Regions from separate parts of the Homo sapiens genome. Here region 1 is linked to region 2. The links are chromatin contacts, found by Hi-C or POLR2A ChIA-PET in ENCODE. All regions are on one chromosome and are shown on one strand. Each heading gives the region's core, a stretch centred on a gene start or an enhancer-like site at or near the end of the contact. The rest is flanking DNA. Distances are from core to core; before and after follow the strand shown.

What was found. Hi-C counts contacts between places; a loop is a spot of excess contacts on that map. ChIA-PET counts read pairs that join two places held with the same protein, here RNA polymerase II (POLR2A). Pooled maps may share reads with other maps.
Region 1: a map of CD8-positive, alpha-beta T cell shows a loop between it and region 2 (26-fold over the local background). The contact joins the promoter of TMEM9 here to the promoter of DDX59-AS1 in region 2. A Hi-C loop is called at or near these places in 3 of 168 maps with a recorded cell type or tissue (CD8-positive, alpha-beta T cell and naive thymus-derived CD4-positive, alpha-beta T cell), 2 of 37 single-sample maps with no recorded cell type and 9 of 50 pooled maps. POLR2A ChIA-PET finds 5 or more read pairs at or near these places in 2 of 52 experiments (A549 and H1).

The regions. Positions count from the first base shown.
Region 1 is chr1:201,153,146-201,155,845 of GRCh38, reverse strand. TMEM9 (transmembrane protein 9) reads left to right here and starts at 1,372. Exons shown (of 5, transcript NM_001288565.2): 1 at 1,372-1,988. The coding sequence starts at 1,923. RefSeq lists a silencer at 1,296-1,575 and an enhancer at 1,986-2,135.
Region 2 is chr1:200,668,257-200,670,956 of GRCh38, reverse strand. It overlaps DDX59-AS1 (DDX59 antisense RNA 1), which reads right to left and starts at 1,450. Exons shown (of 3, transcript NR_110787.1): 1 at 1,335-1,450. It overlaps DDX59 (DEAD-box helicase 59), which reads left to right and starts at 1,050. Exons shown (of 8, transcript NM_001031725.6): 1 at 1,050-1,190. RefSeq lists a silencer at 897-1,636.

The DNA of each region.
Region 1 (2,700 bases), core at 123-2,622, 480 kb before region 2:
ATTATATCCCTACAACCACCTTGAAAATTTGGTAATATTAATCCCATTTTATGGGCATGGAAACCGAGACTTCTGAAAGGATTCCAAAGACTTCCAAAGATCCAAAGGCGGTGTCCTAAAGGAAACCACCCAAATTCACACAACTAGGAAGGGAGGAACCAGGATTCCTGCCCTGGTCACTCTAGCTCCAAAGCCCCTGACCTTTGCATCACACTGCAGGCCTCCTGCCCCTGCCCCCTGCCAACTAGATTTAATTTAATTCTATAGAATTCAGTTTAGCAAACACTTCCTGAGCACCTACCAAACACAGGTCACTCTGCCAGGTGGCAAGGATATAAAGAGGAATAAGACATAAGCATAGGAGAGAGGAACACAAACTCAGTGGCCTCCAGATAAGTGCCCACCTCAGTTCACAGGGCCTGCGAGGGGCTTGATTCCACCTGGACCCAGCCCCTATGCTAATCCAGCCACCAACCTCAAGTTTGGGCCATATTGATACCCCTCCCACCCACCCCTAAGGAATCCCAACATATCAAAGCTGAAGGGGATCTTAGAATCCAACCGAATCATTTTACAGATAAGGGAAGTAAGGGAAGCTGAGGCCCAGAGAAGGGAGGTATCTTTTCCAGGCTAACACAGCTGCTTAGGGGGAGCGCCAGGGCCAAAGCCCCGGTGTCCTCACTCCGGGTCTGGTGCCCTGAATTCATATGACTCCCCTTTCCTTCACAGCTGGCAAGAAGTTCACATCTGCCACATAGCAGCCAGGGACCCTCACCCCTGCATCCTGGCCATGCACACTTTGCCCCATTTTGCCAGGCCCAGCACCAGCATGGGGTAGGGGGATCAGGCTGAGGACGCTGTTGTGCACACTCTTCACAGGCCCAGCCCACACCACCCATCGCCAACCCTAGATTTCTCCTTCTCAGAGGTGTGTGTAGGGGTAGAGACGTTGCCGCGCAGAAAGTCTTCTGCAGCAAAGACGTGGATCCCTAAATAACATTTCCAGATTTTGAATGAGGACAAAGCCCTTCAATCTCGTATCGTTTTTGTTGACGTTACTAGCTTACAGTGTATAAAGCGCTTTCTTTCTAAAACAGCAAGATGAAACAAGCTGAGTTTTATAATACAAGGAAGGGAGAAGCACCGCAGTGGGAGTTCTCAGGCCACACAAAGGCAAGACCCTTCCCCAGGAGTTTGGAAGGCTGACGTTCCCTTTTCTGGTTTGGTCGGGTTTGAGAAATGCCCGCCTCTCCCTTGCGCAAGAGTCTCCCCGCCCAGGTGAAGGCGGGTCTTGTTGCCATGGCGACAGCGCGGTCGGGTTAAGGGGCTGCTCTGGCAACCAATAGAAGCTAGGAGAGGGCGGGGACAACTGGGTCTTTTGCGGCTGCAGCGGGCTTGTAGGTTCGTGGACGCGGCATTGGGGGAGGGGACGGGGGTCGCGGGGCTATTGGGGGTCCCAGTCCGGCTTAAGACCTCTGGGCGTGGTGGGCACCGGCCTTCGCCGTCGGAGCAGGGGTCCCAGACTCGCACCCAAAAGTTCCCGTCGGGCCCGAGCGGGGAGGAGCTGCGGGGCGGGCAGAGGCGGAGATGGCGGAGGGCGGTGGGACGTGATGCGCGGGTCAGAGCCGGGCCTTGAGAAGGAACTGGAGGCCCCTGGCAGCGGTGTCCCCTCGAGGACCCCTCTGCCGGGCTCACCAGGTGGCTGGCGGAGAGCCGGAGAGTTGGGCGGGAGGGAAGCAGGGTTTGGCGACCAGGTTTAGCAGGCCTTGGAATCCTGGAGCCCAGCCCCCAACCCCATTCCCACTTGGCCGGATGGTTAAGGGCCTAGCGTGCTGGCTGCGGTGTGGCCACCTTCCCCTTCTCCGACTCCGTATCTCTTTTTCCAGGTGTCCGGCTTTGCTGGCCCAGCAAGCCTGATAAGCATGAAGCTCTTATCTTTGGTGGCTGTGGTCGGGTGTTTGCTGGTGCCCCCAGCTGAAGCCAACAAGGTGAGGGAGGTGAGCCTGCAGCACCTGGTCACGACCACAGTGCACGGCCACCCTGTCTACAGGGCTGACTCAGAGGTAGCCAGCTGCTCCTTAAGCCTGCCTCTCACTCACCTATGGGCCATACTTCTTTTAGTGGTCTTCCTTCAGGTTCAAGGCTGCTGGCCTCCCTAAGGATAGTGCGGGTGAGGAGTGAGGAAGGGTGGGGCACAGAGCACTGGCTCACTCTGATCAGACAGATCAGTGGTGGACTTCCAGCAAGGAAGTTTGGAGAAGTTATCTAAGTTCTCCATACCTTCCTTTGCTTTGGACCAAAGTATGTTTTGTTTCAGATATTTTTGGATTTGGGAGTATTTGCACATAAAAAATGAGCTATCTTGGGGAGGGGACCTAAGTCTAAACCTGAAGTTCGTTTATGTTTCATATATGCTGTATATACATAGCCCGAAGGTAATTTTATACAATATTTTCAATAATTGTGTGCATGAAACAAAGTTTATCTACACTGAACCATCAGAAAGCAAAGGCGTCACTATCTCAGGCACCCATGTGGATAGTCTGGTTGGTTGGCATCACCACCATTCCTGACAATGAATTTATATGCTACCGATAAATATTTTCTTACGTTACACATAAGTTCTTAACGGTAAAAAAATATGATGTACTATTAACACAGTGAAAATAAATGATGTGTTCAGGGTAACTAAGCACAGTA
Region 2 (2,700 bases), core at 201-2,700:
ATGAACCAAAAAAACAAATGTTGAGTGATAAAAAGCGAATTCCAGGCTATATGTATTTTTATAAAGCTCAAAAAGAAGAAAAATACACCAATACACAGGAATGCATCCAAATATGATAAAACCACTAAAAATGGCAAAGAGGGACAAAACTGAAGATAGTGGTGGTGAGCTAAGAGGCCAGGAGTAGAATCCTGGAGATGCATAGATACATGCTAAATACTGATAACGTGGTGGAGTGATAGTTTCATTAGCATACTTTAAATTTTACATATTTGGTAAATATGCTCTTTTGAATGCATCGACTATTACACTGAAAATATTTTTAAATACTTAAGGCACCTGAATATAAGCTGGCTTCCCTCCTTCCTCTCCCGTGCTGTCTCCTCTCCCCCATCACTTCTCAACTACAAGCTGCTTGGGACACGTGGCTCCAGAGGTTGGCAAAACAGGGAAATGTCAGCCCACAAGGAACAAGAACCGTGACTTGTGTTATTTTCTTGTTGGTGTTGGGGTGGGGGGAGGGGTGCGGTGGTGCAGGAAATATTATCCAGCTTATCATATATGCCACATCAAGCTGACTCCGTTTAAATTTTGAGTGGCTCTACTAGCTAAAGCCAGAAAAGGGTTTTTGGGCCCAACGGGCAGAAGTGCCCCTCCCTTTTACACTCACACTTCCCACTTTCTAAGGGTGCCAGGCCCCCGCGCCGCCCTCCTGCTTCTTTCCGGACGGTCCAACTCTTTTCCACCAGTCCCAGCCCATTCGATTACGTAAATTCTTCCAAGAGGATTCCCAAACGTGCCCCTCCGTCCAGAACTCGCCCAGCCCGGACCAGTTCCGAGATTTACCACCAGCCCAGAGCTGGGCGGGGGCGTGGAAAACGCGAGGAGCCTTCCCGCCCCTCTCCTTCTCCCTCCCTCCCTCCCAAGCCACTGCCGGCTCCCAGCCGAGCTCCGCCCCCGCGGTGGCCCCGCCTCCCCGCCGCCCGGAAAGCGGGCTGCGGCCCCCTCCCAAAACCCGGGGAAGTGGATTCTACTCTACGCTCCGCTCCGCTCCGCTCCGCACCACCAACCCCGGGCCGCAGTCCTGACGAGCGGGTCAGGGCTTGTCGGGCGGAAGCCTGGCCTGGAGCCTGGAAGGGGGAGACGGCCCGAGCGGGAGCGGGAGCGGACGCGGCCTCAGTCCTGCGCGGGTGAGCGTGCCCCGGAAGCTTGGGCCCCTGGCCGCCCTGGTGCCCCTTCTCCGGGACCTGGGGCGCTAGGCCGCGGCGGCAGAACTGGTGCCCCTGCGCGGCCTTCCTCCCATCCTTACAGTTCCCCGTGTCCCAGGCCTCTACCCGGAACCGGAGCCCCGCCCGTCTCCTAGCAGCTCCGTGACGTGAAGCGCCTCGGGGTGCGGTGCCGCCGGGCGTGGGTGGGAGGCAACGCCCGAGGGGAGGGCCCGCCAGTGCACGGGGGTGCGGGGCGCGTTGGCGAGAATTGGAGGCCGCGCCGCCGCCAGCCGTCCGCCGTCCCGCCCAGCAGGAGCACGTTCCCTTTCGCCATTGGAAGACTGAGTTCCAAGCTTTTTCCTGCTCACCTAGAGCCGTCCCTGCCCCGCCCGCCACCCCCTGTACATTTTCGGAGATTTAGGATAGTAATTCTAGACCCTCGGTTGCATTTCTGTTGGAATTTTTCTGGAAGTTGGAATCTGGCAGTTTAAACAAAGAATTTTTTTAAGAAAAATATTTATTAGTATATTTGATAGTCCCCAGATTAGGTTAAAAGCCTTATTCCCAATAACTGTAATTTTGCAAAGACATGTTTTTGGTGTAAAAAGGTATAGATATGGGTTGATGAAAAGAATCAAACTCTGAAAAATATTTGAAGAGATTTATTTTGAGCCAGATTCAAGTGACCATGGCCAGTGACAGTCCTCAGGAGGTCCTGAGAACATGTGCCCAAGGAAATTGGGGTACAGCTTGGTTTTATCTATTTTAGGAAGGCGTGAGACATCAAATACATTTAAGAAATACATTGGTTTAGTTTAGAAAGGCGGGGCAACTCAATCGGTAAATGTAAACGTTATCTGGTTGAGGTTATCTAAAGACCTGGGATCCATAAAAAGGAATGTTCAGGCTAGAGATAAAGGATTGTGGAGACCAAGTTTTATTGTGCAGAGGAAGCTCTTAGATAGACTTTAGAGAGAGCAGGTTGTAAATTGTTTTATATTGGACTTAAAAGGGTGCCTGGCTCTTAGTTGATTATCTCCTGGATCTGGGAAGGAAGGAGGGAAAACAAGGGGAGATGGGAATTCTCACCAAATGCAGATTTTTCCTGCAAGAGACTTTGCAGGGGAGTTTTAAGGTACGACAAGGAAATATATTTTGGGGTAAAACATTTTTATTTTCTTCCTTGTTAGGCCAGAGTCAGATTGGAAAGTAAGTCACGATATACAGGGTTAAATAAAACCCATCTGATGAGAATTTATGGTTTGTAGGGCATGACTCTCCAGACCCCTTAGAAAGGAATTTGGGTAAGATAAAAAATTAGAGCTTAGTCCTCGTATGGTTGAGAGCTTGTGCTCTGGATCCACAGTGCCAGGGTTGTAACACTTAAGAATTGTGTGAGCTTGGACAAACCACTTAATTTCTTTTCTTTTTTTTTTTTTTTGAGACGGAGTCTTGCTCTGTTGCCCAGGCTGGAGTGCAGTGGCGCGATCTG